Linked DNA regions of Homo sapiens: region 1 is linked to region 2. A link is a loop called in an ENCODE intact Hi-C map of the cell type or tissue named here. Cell type or tissue: PC-3. All regions are shown on one strand. Each heading gives the region's core, and the rest is flanking DNA. Links, peaks and the distances in the headings are about the cores only.

Region 1 (8,175 bases), core at 1,598-6,597, 190 kb before region 2:
CATTTTCAATAATATGGATGGAACTAGACAATATTGTGTTAAGTTAAATAAGCCAGACACAGAAACAAATTGCATGTTCTCACTCATTTGTGGGAGCTAAAGATTTAAACAATTAAACTCATTGAGATAGAGAGTAGAATGATGGTTACCAGAGGCTGGGAAGGGCTGGGGGTGAGGAAGCGGGGATGGTTAATGGGCACAAAAATATAGTTAGAATGAATGAGATCTACTATTTGATAGCACATCGGGGTGACTATAGTCAGCATTAATTTGTTGGACATTTTAGAATAACAGAAAGTACATTTGGAATGTTCTTAACGTAAAGAAATGGTGAATGCTTGAGGTGATGGACACCCTATTTACCCTAATGTGATTATTACATATTGTATGCCTGTATCAAAATATCTCATATAGGCCAGGTGCACTGGCTCATGACTGTAATCCCAGCACTTTGGTAAGCTGAGGTGGGTGGATCACCTAAAGGTCAAGAGTTCGAGACCAGCCTGGCCAACATGGTGAAATCCCCTCTCTACTAAAAATACAAAAATTACCTAGGCATGGTGGTGGCTGCCTATAATCCCGGCTACTAGGGAGGCTGAGGCATGAGAATCACTTGAACCCAGGAGGCAGAGGTTCAGTGAGCCAAGATCACGCCACTGCACTCCAGCCCGGGCAACAAAAGCAAAACTCCATCTCAAAAAATAAACAAAAATCTCATGTACTTCATAAATATAAATACCTACTATGTATCCAAAAAAATTAAAAACAATTTTTTAAAAATTAGTCTCCCCTTTGTAGTCTTATCTATGGCAATTATGCCTGTGATATAGTTTTGGCCCAGAACATTTTGTAACTCCTTTTTGTTAACTATCTTCAGAGCAAGTAACAATAATTGCCAATCACTGAGCCCTTACCATGTGCCATGCATTAGAAAAACCATTTTACACATGTAAATATAGCCTTTCACAACAGCTGGATGAAGTAGATATTATTTGTCCCGTGTTCCAGATGAAAAGAACTGGTGTTTACAGAGGTTACACGATTTAAAATGCCCAAAGGCCCCAAGTCCCAAAGCCAGCAAGTGAGGAGCTAGTATTTGCACATAAGTCTTTCTCCTTCCAAATCACTTGACTGCACAGTCACATATGTCACATCATGAAGTCAATCCAATTCATGACTTCACTCATTGCTAACAGTTTCACAAGCCTCTGTGGAGGGCTCAGGATTTTCCACACATCACTCCAAGAATACCAAAATGTGAAAGACAATGTCACCAGAAGACAGAATACAGGCCCTCCATGCGATTACAAGTGGATGAAGTTGGTTCTGATTAACACCTGACTTTCTCCAAAGGATAAATTCACCTGCAAAGGATAAAGCTTTGCCACCACTGGAGATAATTTAAAAACTGAGTGGGGATTGAGGGTGGGGTGGGTATGGAAGCCAATACTCAAAAGACAGTGCTTCAAAGATCAGTCACAAAGTATGCTGGAGAAGAACACCAGTATCACAATTACTGCAAGGTCTCCCAAGGTGAAGACTGTATGGGAGATGTTACTCACTTGAAATTCTGTCATATTTGTAGAAGTCCTGTTGCTTTGTGGTCACTACTTTTAGTTTGTGACAGTGATTTGAAAGCACTTTTAAGTTCATGAATTTATCCTTTATTAACTAAATGTATGAATTAGACTGCTCACAAAACCAGATTTCCTTGTGATTTTATTTGCTCTGAGTATTAACTGCAAGCTGGGCCTACTTGGCAAAGTTATATTTTCCCTTTGCAGATGTTTAATTGTAGAATATTATCTTAAATGCATATTAAATACTGATCTGTGTATACATACCCCAAAAGGGAGTATTAATTTGGTAGAAATTATAAAATCACATAAGTTATTGTTAGCCTTTTCTTTCAAGTAGAATATAAGACAAATAAACAGATTTTAACATAACTTACAGACTTAGCAAATACTTTAAATTTGCATCCATTTGCAACACTTACTTTTAGTAATGGAGCCCAGGTGGGTATAGAACACACACCAAAGAATAACCAAAAAATGATTTCAGTGTGAACTGACTTCAGGTTTATGGTTGCATCCTCTCACACCCTTAAGAAAAAGTAATCCTTTTTCAGTGAATGAAAACTTTTGATTTTTACAAAATCAATAACACTGTTGCAGAAGATCACAAAATTCTCTCTCTTCTGAAATTAGAAAAATTCTGGGAGCTTACTATTTCTGTATGAATACAGATTTCTGATGGCTAGGGAAAAATCAGGAGGTAAGACAAATGGATTTGCAACACTGACAATCAAACAAAAAATAAGGCACTTTAAAATAATTCCAATAGTAGGTGATACGCACATTTCATTGTGCAATGTTTATGGGTTTGTCTGAGATTTTAAGATTTATCAGTTCTAATAGCCCAGGATCAAGGGAATGGTTTCTCCTCTTTCACTTTCAAAGATTCCCTGTAAAGTCCACTTTTTCATGAACTGTCAGTCAGCATAGTCTCTATTGCTGAGAAATCAGTTGTATTTACTTATTCCCTAATGTCACTCAAAATAATGACTCAAAAGGGTAACTCAAAATGAAAGTAAATACAAACTATATGGATAACAGAAAGCTATTAAAACTTGGAGAAGTAAATTTTTTAAGTTTTATTCTTCCCAATGCAGTACTATAATATAACTCCTTGCAAATTACCAAACTGCAGGCAATCATTTGAGAATGACTAAGTGCGTCTCTTTAAAGTGAAGGGAAAGAATTACAATAAGAGCAATAAAAAAGTCAGATATACAGATCTTTAAAATAATAGTTATTTACATTTTGTAGTTTGCCCAGGGTTTCCACTTATAATGTCTTCCTAGGGTAGATATTCTACCCTATTTTACAGGTGAAACTGAAATAAAAGAGAATATAATTTGTCCAAGTTTACATGATTTCAAAATGCATTAAGAACTGAAAATTAAACAGGTTAAACAGAGTTGAAGTGAATGAAAAGGAATTATTCAAACTAGACATATTTAAATTCCTAGGCCCAGATAAATTACATCTTGGGCAACTAAATTATCATTCAAAGTCTTTAGACAATTATTAATTGCCATTTTGAGCATCTGTGAATTAGGACGGTACCTGGAGACTAGAAATATTTAAGAAATGTTTTAAAGCAACACTCGAGAAAGAATTTCCCCATTAATTATAGAAACTTATTTTATGTTCTTAGAAAACTTATTTTATGTTCTTATTTTGTGCTGGATTACGAAAAATTAATGTCAATGAGGCAAGATTCTCAAAAATCCAGAGTACTTAGAAAATAAACTTCTTCATAAGTAACAAGTTAGCTCAGATAAATCTAACTTATTTCTAAATTATCAAAAATAAGAACAAGAAAGTGAAAATGGTAAGAATACATTTACTTTGATAGTTTTTCTTATTGTTATTTCACCCTAAATGAAGAAACACACAGGTAGAAATTATAATTCGAATTAGTCCACTAGGTGGTGTTCTAAAGATTGGAGGACATCTTGGTGAGCAGAAGATCCTAAATGACAGCCTCGATGTATCATTACATAGCTTTGATTTTTAAATTGCTATAATCGTCAAAAATAAACACTATCTGATTATGAATCATGTGATTCATAAACTTGCAATGGGACCAGGAAAAAATGTTCTTAGAAAGACTGGCTCTGGATACAATAAAAATAAATCTTTATATTCTCTGCCCTTGGCAAATAGAGAGGATTGGATGAGAAAGCCCTGCCTAAAAGTTTATACATAATCAAAGAACCCAGTAATTTCATAGCATTGCTTGCGCTTTGAGTCATGACAGACCTGACATTCATGGATAGGTACTTTAACAGCTATATCACACTGGTTGAATCATTAAAATACTTTCCTACCAGCTTATAAATAACTGCATGCTGACCACCCAACCCCTGCCCATACCCCCCTACAGCCTAATCATCCTCAGATCCTCCTCTAGTACCTCTCTCATCTTCAACTAGCAATATTGACTCAGTATGAAATCTCTGGCATTGCTTCTATCTGGTTGTTAAATATTTTTAATAGTGCCCCTACATAGGCACCCAGAGTTGATAGGTTTATTCAGGGCATTTTAATAGCAGTTCCTTTAAATATGCAAAGGTTGGAAAAAGCCAAAGAAGAGTGAGCGAAGGTCTCAGAACTAAAGGGGCCCTAGTAACAATTTTTGGCATAAGGAATGAGAGCTAGAAAAAAAGGTACCCGATGAAAACCTCCCGATTGGCGCAGTGATGGAGGAAGTTGAAAGATAATTATGCTACTAGTCAATTTTAATTTTCTTGCTGAATCATGAGATAATCCTCCACAGTTGCTCTCCAGAGAGTTTAAGGACTGGTGTATTGTGATGTATTACAGGTGTTTGGGGGAATAGAAATCAGTAAAGCAAAGTTTCATGGCTGGAAAAAATATGAAATCAGTGATAAGGGTAGAAGCAATAATGTAAACTATAGTACAAAACTACATCGTAAGATGGAAGATCAGTGAACTTGAAAACATAGCAATAGAAACTATCCAAAGTGAAACACAGAGAAAAAAAGACAATTCAAGACAATAAACAACTGTGAGGCAACTTCAGACGGCCTAATAAACATGAAATCAGTATCCTGAACGAAAAAGAGAGAGGGGGGAAGACAGAAAAAAAAAAAATCTGAAGACTTAATAGCCAAAAGTTTCCCAAATTTGATGAAAACTATAAACCCACGGCTTCAAGAAACATAGCAAACACCAAGCATAAGAAATATGAAGAAAGCTACACAAAGGTAAATCATAGTCTGAGAGTTCAGAAACAGTAATAAAAAGAAAATTTTAAAGTCACTCGTAGACAAAAAAGGGCATGATCCTTTTAGCAGGACAAAAAGTATGAGAGGAGATTACTCATCAGAAAGAAATGGAGCAGCATTATCAAATTACCAAAAGTAAAAAACAAACAAACACAACTAAAATTCAATTCCTAATAAGAATATCTCTCACAAATCACATTAAAAAGCAAAAAGAATTTATCTCCAGTAGGTACATTACCAAAAAATAAAAATAAAAATTATCCTACAGGCAGAATGAAGATGATATCAGATAGTGATATGGATCTACACAAATAAAGAAAGAGCGCCAGAAATAGTAACTGTGTGAGCAAATATTTTTTAAAACTTACTCATTATTTAAATATATTTAAAAGATTATGGACTGTTTAAACAAAAATAATGTAGTATGGGACTGTAATATATATAAAAGTAAAATGCATGACAATGATAGCACAAATGCCAGGAGAAGAAAATCAGAAAGACATTGCTGAAAGAATCTTATAAGATGCATGAAATTATACAGCACCACTTAAAGGTAGATTATGGTGAGCTATAGATGTATACTATAAACTCTAAAAAAATTGCTAAAATAAACAAAGTTACAGCTACGAAGCCATCAAAGAAAATTAAATGGGACCATAAAAATATATTCAATCAATTCAAAAGAAGGCAGAAAACGTAAAAAGAAGGAACAAAAAAACAAATGGAAAACAATTAGTATGATGATAGATTTAAACTCAACCATATCAACTGTAACTGGTCTAAATACCCATATCATAAGACAAAGATTATTATATTGAATAAAAAAGCATGACTTAACTACATGCTGCCTACAAGAAACACACTTCAAATATGAAGATACAAATAGGCTAAAAGTAAAAAGATAGTATAAGATATACCATGCTGGAAGTTATTTACAGAAAGCTGGAATGGCTATATTTATATGAAATCAGGTAAATTTTAGAGCAAAGAATACAAGCAGCAATGAAAAAGTTTATTTTATAATGATAAAGGATCAATTCATTAAAAGGGCATAATAATCCTGTTTATATAACTAACAACAACTTATGAATCTATAATGCAAGAACTTCATACAGCTGTATGAAGAATATACAGATCCACAATTATACCCAGATATTCCTTTCTCACTAATTGATAGAACAAGCAGACAAAAATCCAATAAAAATATAGAAGGCTTTATCAATACTATCAACCAACTTGTCCTAATTGATATTTTTAGAGCACTCCACCTACAAAATGCAGAATACATTCTTCTCACATGCACACAGAACATTTATTATAATAGGCCACATTCTAAACCATAAAACAAGTCTCAATAAACTTTAAAAAATTCAAGTTATAAAAATATATTATCATCACAAATGAGTTAAATTATAAATCATTAACAGAAAAATATATAGAAAATCCTCAAATACTTAGAACCAAATTATACACTTCTAAATTACCTATGGATCAAAGAAGAAATCAAAATGAAAATTAGAATTGTGAACTGAATTAAAATGAAAACATATCAAAATTAGTCAGATGCTACTGAAGTAGTACTTAGAAGAGAAATCTATAGTACCTATTGCCTATATTAGGAAAGAAAAATGGTCTCAAACCACCAATCTAAGCTTCTACCTTAAGAAACTAGCAAAAGAGGAGCAAATTAAATTCACAGTAAGTGGAAGGAAGGAAATAATAATGATCAGAGTGGAAATCAATTAAATAGAAAAGGGAAAAACAATAAAACAAATAGTTATTTGAGAAGATCAATTAGGTTGACAACTTCTAAACACGAAAAAAGAGAGAAAAAAAATTTCTAATATCAATAATGAGAGACGTTATATCACCAAAGATTCTGCAGATAATAAAAAGATAGTAAGGTAACATTTCAAACAACCTTATGCAAATAAATTCAGCAACATAGAGTAAATGGACAAATTCCATGAAAGACAAACTACCAAACTACACTCAAGAAGATATAGCCTGAAAGCATTATGTCTATTAACAAAATTGAGTTTATAGGTTAAAGAATTCCTGCAAAGAAAACTCCAGGTACACTTGACTTTACTGGAGAATTCTGTTAAAATTTTTAAAAAGAAATAATACCAATTCTACAAACACTTTTTTCAGAAAACTGAAAAGGCAAGGATGTTTTCTGACTTGTTCTATGGGGCCAGCATTATCTTAATGCCAAATAAAGGCATTATTTAAAAACAAAAAAAACTAATGCCCAAAATCCCTTATTAACATGAAAGTGAAAATTCTAATCAAAATTTAGAAAATTAAATTGAAGAAGATATAAAATTGATGTCACGACAAAGTATGATCTTATCCCAATAATGTAAAGTTGGTTTAACATTAGAAAATCAATCAATATAAATTACCATATTACCAAACGAAAAAAGAAAAACCAGGCTGGGCACGGTGGCTCATGCCTGTAATCCCAGCACTTCGGGAGGCCAAGGCGGGCAGATCACAAGTTCAGGAGATCGAGACCATCCTGGCTAACACGGTGAAACCCCGTCTCTGCTAAAAAATACAAAAAATTAGCCCGGCGTGGTGGCGGGCGCCTGTAGTCCCAGCTACTCGGGAGGCTGAGGCAGGAGAATGGCGTGAACCCGGGAGGCAGAGCTTGCAGTGAGCCGAGATCGTGCCACTGCACTCCAGCCTGGGCAACAGAGCAAGACTCCGTCTCAAAAAAAAAAAAAAAGAAAAAAAAGAAAAACCATATATTTATCTCAAGAAACACTAAAACTATTTTATGACATCTAGCATCCATTCATGATAAGAACTTTCATCAAACTAGGAATAGAAAGGAACTTCATCAACCTGACAAACACTCACAACTAATATTTTATTTGTATTTTAACGTCACGAGAAAAAACTGAATTATTTTCCCTTAAGATAAAGAACAAGACAAGGCTCTTCACCCTCACGGCTTCTGTTCAGCATTGTACCAGAGGTGGTAGCCAGTACAATAAGGCAAACAATGAAATAGAATGCATCCAAGTAGAAAAGAAAAAAGTAAAACTGACTTTATCCAAAGATGACATGATTATCTCTGCAGAAAATCTGGTGGAATCTACTAAAAAAAATTACTAGAACTAGTAAGTGGATTTTACAAAATGTCAATAAACAAAACTGAATTGTGCATGGTGGCTCACACCTATAATCCCAGGATTCTGGGAGGCCGAGACAGGAGGACTGCTTGAGCTCAGAAGTTCAAGACCAGCCTGGGAAACATAGTGAGACCTTGTCTCTCCAAAAAATAAAAAAATTAGCCAGGCCTGGTGGCATGGAACTGTAGTCTCAGCTACGTGGGTGGGACGGTG
Region 2 (8,175 bases), core at 983-5,982:
GGCTCACACCTGTAATCCCAGCACTTTGGGAGGCCGAGGTGGGCGGATCATGAGGTCAGGAGATCGAGACCATCCTGCCCAACATGATGAAATCGCATCTCTACTAAAAATACAAAAATTAGCTGTGTGTGGTGGCACGTGCCTGTAATCTCAGCTACTCAGGAGGCTGAGGCACGAGAATCGCTTGAACCCAGGAGGCAGAGGTTGCAGTGAGCCGAGATCGCGCCACTGCACCCCAGCCTGCCAACAGAGCAAGACTCCATCTCAAAAAAAAAAAAAAAAGAAGAAAGAAAAGAAAGAAAAAAAAAAAGGTTTGCTCCTCTGGGCAAGAAAATGGCCCTTCTCCATGAACTTGAAATCATATAATGGATAGATAATGATATATTTCACCTACAAATGACAGGAGTCCTGGCCTCATTATTCTACCTTCAGCTAGAAAGTAGATTCCCACAGGCATAGGGTGCACGGTCTACCAGCTTTGCAAGGGTCTTTTAAATGTTTGAGATCTGATGAAAGATTTATTGACTCCAAAATATGAAAAGAAACCTGTAAAATCAAAGTAAAAAATGATTAATTAAATGCCTTTGAAGCATAAAGTTAGATTACCTACATGACTGCACATCAGCTTCTACAGTTATGCAAAAATTATATGTAATGTGGGCTATGGCTATCTTTTAATATATTTGAAAGGATATGAACTGTCAGGATACAATGGGAACTGTTCTTTGTCTCCCCAGCTGCCACTCTTTCCACCTTATTTCTCCAGCCCTAGTTTTTCTCTAACACGTCCCTCATTTTGTTCAGATGCTCACCCTTTCGCCCAAGCAGCCATGTGCCGAATTCTATAAATGAACCTTATTGGTGCAACGGTGATAGCACTTTCTCTACCATTAGTTGGTTCTGAAATTGGCATACAACTCAACTCTCACCAACAAGATATGAAAAGAATTCTGCTGGGGGAAGGCGTGTTCTGGAGAAAGTTTGTTTTGTCGTAAAAGAGAGGCAGTCCCTTATGACTGAAGTCTTTTCTGGCTGAACATGATGACTGGAACTACTCCAGACATATTGCTGAAGGCTAAGGAATACTGAGGATGGCAGACTGAAGAGATGGAAAGAACTTGGGTCTTTGATGACATGGTCAAGCTGTTGAATCAACCTACCCTGAAGCCCACCCTACCTCGGAACTTCATGAGATTAAAATGTCCTTTCTGTTTAATCCAGTTTCAGTTAGTGTGTCCTCACCGCTTTACAGGTCCCCTGCTGTCTTAAACAAGGAGCAAACATTCCCCTTCCTGCTTCTCTGTTATCATCTATTTCAGTCATCTTCAGCTCAGAGAAAAAGTTCTTTACTATCACTGGCTGTAAGTCACCCAGGGCAAGAATCACATTATACTGGTTCAGTGTCAGTGAGTGGTACTCATATGATTAGTGGATATCCTTTTTCATATTGCTGCAATATCTTCACTCATGACAATGGCTAGATTCAGCTATGTGGCCGGGCTCAGTCGTTGACATCACTGGACATAATCTGAGGACTATTGGGAAGTCCCATGGATAAAAATACCTCTACTAGATTTTCACCACTAAAGCCAAGTTAGTATAACACGCTAACCAAGACTTTAATTGCTCCTATCTAAATAATCATTTATGAGCCCACCTGGAATTTTGATCTATGGAACTGTGTGATATAATAAATGAGTGTTCTTATAAGCCACTAAGTTTGAAATAATTTGCTACATAGCATTAGAAAAGAAATAAAATATAGTATACATCATGTAAACATTTTAAAAATACACAAAACTGATATCATATATGTTAGGGAATCAGCAAACTGCACCCCCCGGGTATATCAAGCCCATGTCTTGTTTTTTACAGCTCATAAACTAAGATCAGTTTTCACATTTTTAAAGGTTTGTAAAAATTGAAAAAGAAGAATATAGGACAGAGACTGTATGTCATTCACAAAAACTAAAATATGTATTATTGTGCCTTTTACAGAAAAAGTTTGTTGACTCTGCTACATACTGTCTGCTATAGTTTCAGGATGCTGGCTGTGCTGGATGTCTTACACTTGTCCCCTCTGGGTCCATTTCCCAACTTCCTCCTTGCCCAGGCCTGTATGGACTATGTCAGCTGCCTTCTGGCTCCTGGTTGGGTGTGGCCAGTAGGGGCAGGGCCAGGAGACTAAAGGACAGAGGAGAATGAGACTGGGGTGTTGATTTGCCAGCTCCCTCCCTGCAGTGCAGCCTGAGGCAGGTTGTGTCCCTCAACCAAAGGACACAGATCCTGTGAAGACTGCCCACTCTGTGCCATTGTCTCCTCTGGAATCCAGTAACTCTTCTCTCCCTTCTCCCGTTTAGGCCTAGGGGTATTAGCACTCGGATACCCACTGCGATTTCCCTACATTCTGCCCACACCTGTGTAAATGGCATTTTTAATGAATACTCCTCCAAATTATTCACCTCAAGTGTGACATCTGCTCCCCACCAGGATCCTGACTGAAACACCCACAAAATTAATTATAGTGGTTACTTTGGGTGAGAGAGGAAAAAGAACAAGGGATGAGAAACAGAAAGCTTCAACTTGATCTTTAATGCTGGCTCTCTTTCATTTATGGAAGGACTAGAAACAAATATGACAAACTCTTAATAATGGCTGATTCTGGATGGCAAAAACAAAGATCTATCTGGTTTGTTCAGGCATATATATATATATATATATATATATATATATATATATTTACTCTCTCAAAATTAAAAGACTTTCTCAGCCACATTGATTACTGTTTAAGACTACCAGAATCATCTATCTATTAATAAATTAATAAATTCAAATCATAGAGTCTGCCTGACCAGCCCCAGTCTTGCCTGGTTGGCAGGTGAATCTCCTAACTAGTTGCTTTCTTATCACAACTTGTAACAGTCAAATTCCCACTGGCCTTTATGCTCATCACCACCCGAGGCATGAAGCCGCAAAAGCAACACAGCCCAACTGACTCGGTAGCCTGGCGGTCAGCACTTCTCCCAGATGCACTGTTCCATGGCTCCCCTTCTCCCCCGGACCTCCTTTAGTGGGCTCTCTGTGTTGTTTTCGGAATGAAGTAATAAACCGTCACTGCCAGTACTTATAAAATGTTCTGGCTTTATGGGACAGCATCTCCTGCTGCTTTGGGCACAAGTCCAGTTTAAGCAAAGAATCTGGAAGGAGAGCAAAAAGAGTTTTCTAACCATTGCACTAAGGATGGTAGAAAAGAAAAATTAGATTCATGGCAAAAAAAGAAAAAAAGCTCATCTTCAGGACAAATACCAAAAAATGGGACTACTAGCCTGGATCTGACTAAATGAAGTTATAAACATGAAATCCTTGGATTAATCATGAAAGTTTTACATGGGTTAGAAGACACTCCTCCAACACAAACAGCCACAAAAGGCTATGTCATCACTACACCCAAGATGATGAAATACCTGTTCATCACTTCATAGTCATCCTTTCCTTTATATAATCTACTCTGCTCATCTGAATTCTGACTTTTAGGGAAGTGCCTTTTGTGAGTTATGTATGCTCAGTGGTTTTACGTGTACTTCATTTTTTACCAGCTGTGACAAGATTCTTAATCTTCATACAAGAAAAGCCAAGCCCGTGCAAGAACAACCTGTCAGGGATACTTACAGCCTTGTAGTTAACTCTCTCCTGAGTGTGATTTAATCAGCAAGGTACTGCTGACAATGTGTAATAGAACATTGTAAAAGCTACAGGTTAATACCTCCGAGGGTGCCAAAGGAGATGCCATAAAGGATATGGCAGTGAAATGAAAAAATGATTATTATTTAGCATTTATTAATCCTAGGTGGTATGCTAAACTCTAAAGAACATAGCATAGACAGAAGCAGATTGCCTCTGAAGTTCTGTGCTTTCCTCAACAAAAATGGAAGAGACTCTTACAACATTATCTCTAAATGATAATATGAAGTAGAAACAGCTTGAATCCATGGACAATGGCAGAAAAATACCAAAATAAAAGCCAAAAGGATTTTTGATGTGTATGTCCTCCAACCACAATCTGCTTTCATACACAGCACAATCTTGTGTATCTACCAGGAGTCGACAAACTACAGCCTATGGGTTCACCACCTGTTTTTGTAAAGTTTCGTTGGAACACAGCCACATCCATTTGTCTACAAATTGTCTGTGGCTGCTTTTGTTCTACAACAAGAGTTGAGTACTTATGACAGAGACCATATGGCCAGCAAAGCCAAAAATATTACTACTTGGCCCTTTGCAGAAAAGGCTTACTGACCCCTGGTGTTGTTTGAATGGGAGAAAACATGATCTAGACTTATGATTGTCTTGATAGAGTTACTTATCAATGTATTAATTTACAAGTATTCATTCAAAATTAAAATTCAATCTAGCTTCATGAGGCATATATAAAACGCCTATGTTTTTGCATAGTAGAGGAATGCACATACCACAGTGAAAGTTAACACATCACTTTTCCAGAGCAAAAGCACTTCACCTTGATGGAACTGCAGGAGATTCCCACAGAACAAACTAGTTTCCTAGCTAGATCTTTATCTTTGAAAAGGCCAAAGATCTGGATAGTTGAATGGAAGGTAAGATTCTACTAGTTATCATTCTATATAGGATAATGGTCCATGGTTTAATTTCTAGAACCACTCTAAATTAGATTTTAAAACTATTTGGAGCATTAAGACATTTATTGGTTTTATGTTATAGTCCACAAACTCTTGAGAAAAAAAAAAAACCAGTTGCAATCCACTTCCTGATTCTGCGGTTACAGTACATTTCAGCCACATAGTCAACAGTGTGATAAAATCAAATGTCATTTGTTTATTCAGAGACTATAAATGGCTTTCTTGATATGAAAGTAAACATTGTTTGAAAACTTCTAGCCTGAAGGATTGCTTTTTAAGTCTTCTTTGAAGAAATCCTTTTAGCACTCTCCAACAAATGTGGACATCGGAAAACTCCTCATTCATCTGAACAGACCAAGAACAGTGTTTCAATCTTCCAGATGCATGGAAAGAACGTAAATAGCAGTTTTCCAGCACATAGGTGGTGATTCAAATAGATGCTATATTTCATTCCTCAGGAATTGAACTCTATGACTTAATCTTACCTGCTTAACATCCAAAGATCTATGTTAGGGTTTTGGTAGCTTACATATGCTCTCTGTGACAACTGAGTAATATTACAACATCACACAGTTTGAAGAGGGGAAAACATTCAAAACCTTTCAAGCCCAATTACTTCATGAAACTATTTTAAAAATCAGACTGAACCAAATTGCTGTATTTCCAAATATCTTTTTATTTTACAATAATTTTAAAGGATTTCTTTCAATTACTTATACCTTTTACCCCCTGTAACTCTGAACAAAAACACCTTTTCACAAAGAATGATGAGGAAAATATCCAGGCTTATTTAGAGAACTGATAATGGATATCCTTAAGCAGAATCAAAACTAGCCTTAAACAGGGGACTGGGCTTGAGTTCTAGCCCTGGCCTAGGGAACTAATCAGATGAATGTGAATGACCTTGATCAGTTCACTTTCTTCTTTGAGTTTTATTTTCCTCATCTCTAAAAGCAAGTAATTTAAATCAAATTCCCAGAGTACTTCCAGCCCTAATACAATGATGACTAAAGCTTGGCATCTATCATAGTTCTCAGTATAATTACTTCTAACCTTCTTCCAACCTCATTCCGATACATGACAAAATGCCAGGGAGGGGTGGAGAATCACAGTACACCAAACAGGAATTTTATTCTCCCCTTCTAATTTGGAAGGAGTCATCACAATATTGCTAAGCCACAGAGGGGCATTTTCTTTGCCCCTCTTTCAGCACTTCATATAAGATTAGGCATAAGTTCTGTCTTGGTTTCTCTGACTGTATTATTTAAAAGAGTAGAAAAAATGATTTATAAAAATAATTTAGGACTATCTAGAGTTTTATGGATCAACATACTGGCACGTTGCAAAAATAGCTTTAATTACCTAAAGCATGATGTCCAGAGAGCTTTATAACTTGTTCTTAAAAAAGGATGTGGAACTATTGGAACTCTCAGCTATTGCTGATGGAAATACGGTCCCATTTTGGAAAGCTGTTTGGCAGTTTCTTATAAAGTTAAACATACACCCATCTTATGACTCAGACAGAATATGGCTGTTAGAGTTTCACAAAAATATAATATGAAAGTAAATTACAGTACAGCCCTTCAAATAAAAGTTCACAAGGATTCTGAATTTCTTGAAGTAATATTAAGTATCCAAGTATGACAGTGTCACAAACTTACATATTAAGATCCTTCTAAAAAGAACCCAGTCGGCAATCTTTTAGAACATTATTTAGGAAGAATCAAGAATGTGAGAAAATGGATTGATGAACTAAATATTTTAAAGATCAGGTTGGGAAACTTAGGATAACTTAAAACATTCAATGCTTTCTGATATCTAGAAGGACTACCCAAGCAAAAAGAAAATAATTAAGTAGACTTATCTATTCTTTTATATGATGAAAAGCCCTCCAGGAGGTAAGGGGTCCCAGGGAGGAGCTGATAGTATAAGAAGTAATTAAAAGCAACGAAGCACAAACTGCATACTGGTTATTTTCTAGGATTTGTTTTTAACTTTACCTCTGAGCATTAAAGGAAACAAAGAAAATAGTAATATCCCTGGGCAAGAATAATTTCCTACTTTTCAGTAATCTTATGCAGAATAATAAACACAAGGAGGGGCAAGCTTTAATGAGAATGCAAAGATGTTTGACAATTTCTCAGACCCACCAACAACAGCAAAGCCGTGTGAAAAACACAGACAACATCCAAACATTTTAAGCCTCAGTTACCAAGTTTACATGAAATAAATTCCAGACTCCTCACCCAGCTTACAAAGCCCAGTGTGACCTGGCTTTTGTTCCCTTTTCTGCCTCACCTTTGTGCCTTCCTCCTCCTCACCTACTATGTTCGAATTTGTTCCTAGAACTTCCTCTGCTTGGTCCAGCCCCCAGGTTGCACCCACCCTGTCCTCTGCCTGCAGTGCCCTTTTCCTCATCTCGCTTGGCGTTTCTGTTTTTCAGCCTTCAGATTCCTGGAGTGTCCCCTTTCATCACCCAATCTAAAGAAGCCCCTTATCTACATAAATTTCATAATTTTTTTCCTTTTTTAAATTTGCTTATTTTCTCTCTACACCAGCTAGAATGTAAGCTCCATGAAAGCGAGTAACTGATCTCTTTTGTGCTTGGCACTATGAAAGAAAACATTATCGTGAGATTTGTAAAACTGGGAAGGAAGACTTTTTTCAAGATTACTGCAGTAGGGGTTTGCAATAAGGCAGAGAGATGGAACCCAACTCCAAATACAACAAGGACAAGTGGGGATTTGTAACCAAAGACCAGGGTAAAAGTTCAGTGGATGGGCAATTACTGAGAGGAGACATCAAGGGTAGGAGGATTCTTGCTAAGCTGACCTAACAGGATTTTTGTTGAAGGAAGGCCAGGATAGTCAGATACCAAAGGATGAGGGATGACTTAGGACTCTTTGGTATGGCTGGGCTGGGCAGGCCACGGAGAGGACAGTGCCAAGGTTGAGTCTGGTCAAGAAGAGGGCTGAAAGGAGTATAACTAAAGTCTGGTCAAGGGGAGGGTCTTTGTCAGCATATGGGAGGCTCTCAAAAAATACTGACCAACTGGGGCTGAGCACAGTGGCTTACACCTGTAATCCCAGCACTTTGGGAGACCAAGGCAGGCAGGTCAGGAGTTCAAGACCAGCCTGGCCAACATGGTGAAACCCCCATCTCTACTAAAAATACAAAAAGTAGCAAGGCATGGTGGCAGGCACCTATAGTTTCAGCTACTCTGTAGGCTGAGGTGGGAGAATTGCTTGAACCTGGGGGGTGGAGGCTGCAATGAGCTGAGACCAAGCCACTGTACCCTAACCTGGGCAACAAAGCAAGACTCTGTCTCAAGAACAACAGCAACAACAACAACAACAAAATACTGACCAACTGAATGAACAAATTCTCTCCCCCAAAATTAAAGTGATAGATTTGCTATTTAAATTTTTTAATTGCTTCAGTTTTCCATTTTATCTTGCTCCCCAAAACACCAGTAATAATAAGAATAAACAAGAAAATAAACTCTCTACTTTCTTTCAAG

The links. Peaks named below come from ENCODE experiments on the same cell type or tissue, not always from the same donor. Only the 100,000 strongest peaks of a DNase experiment are listed, where the experiment ranks them.
Region 1: a loop joins it to region 2, with 3 times the contacts of the local background. A loop is called at or near these places in 1 of 110 quality-filtered maps.

Annotation. Positions count from the first base shown.
Region 1 is chr3:22,919,020-22,927,194 of GRCh38, forward strand. No RefSeq gene overlaps it. Among named protein-coding and RNA genes, the nearest start is that of UBE2E2-DT, 280 kb to the right of the region's middle. RefSeq lists an enhancer at 6,942-7,442. In PC-3, for the core only: CTCF peaks have their summits at 3,491 (motif pointing right) and 3,703; no DNase peak of the experiment used is centred there; H3K4me3 peaks cover 821 bases; H3K27ac peaks cover 833 bases.
Region 2 is chr3:23,110,526-23,118,700 of GRCh38, forward strand. No RefSeq gene overlaps it. Among named protein-coding and RNA genes, the nearest start is that of UBE2E2-DT, 88 kb to the right of the region's middle. In PC-3, for the core only: no CTCF peak of the experiment used is centred there; DNase peaks (open chromatin) are centred at 3,536 and 4,836; H3K4me3 peaks cover 330 bases; H3K27ac peaks cover 2,509 bases.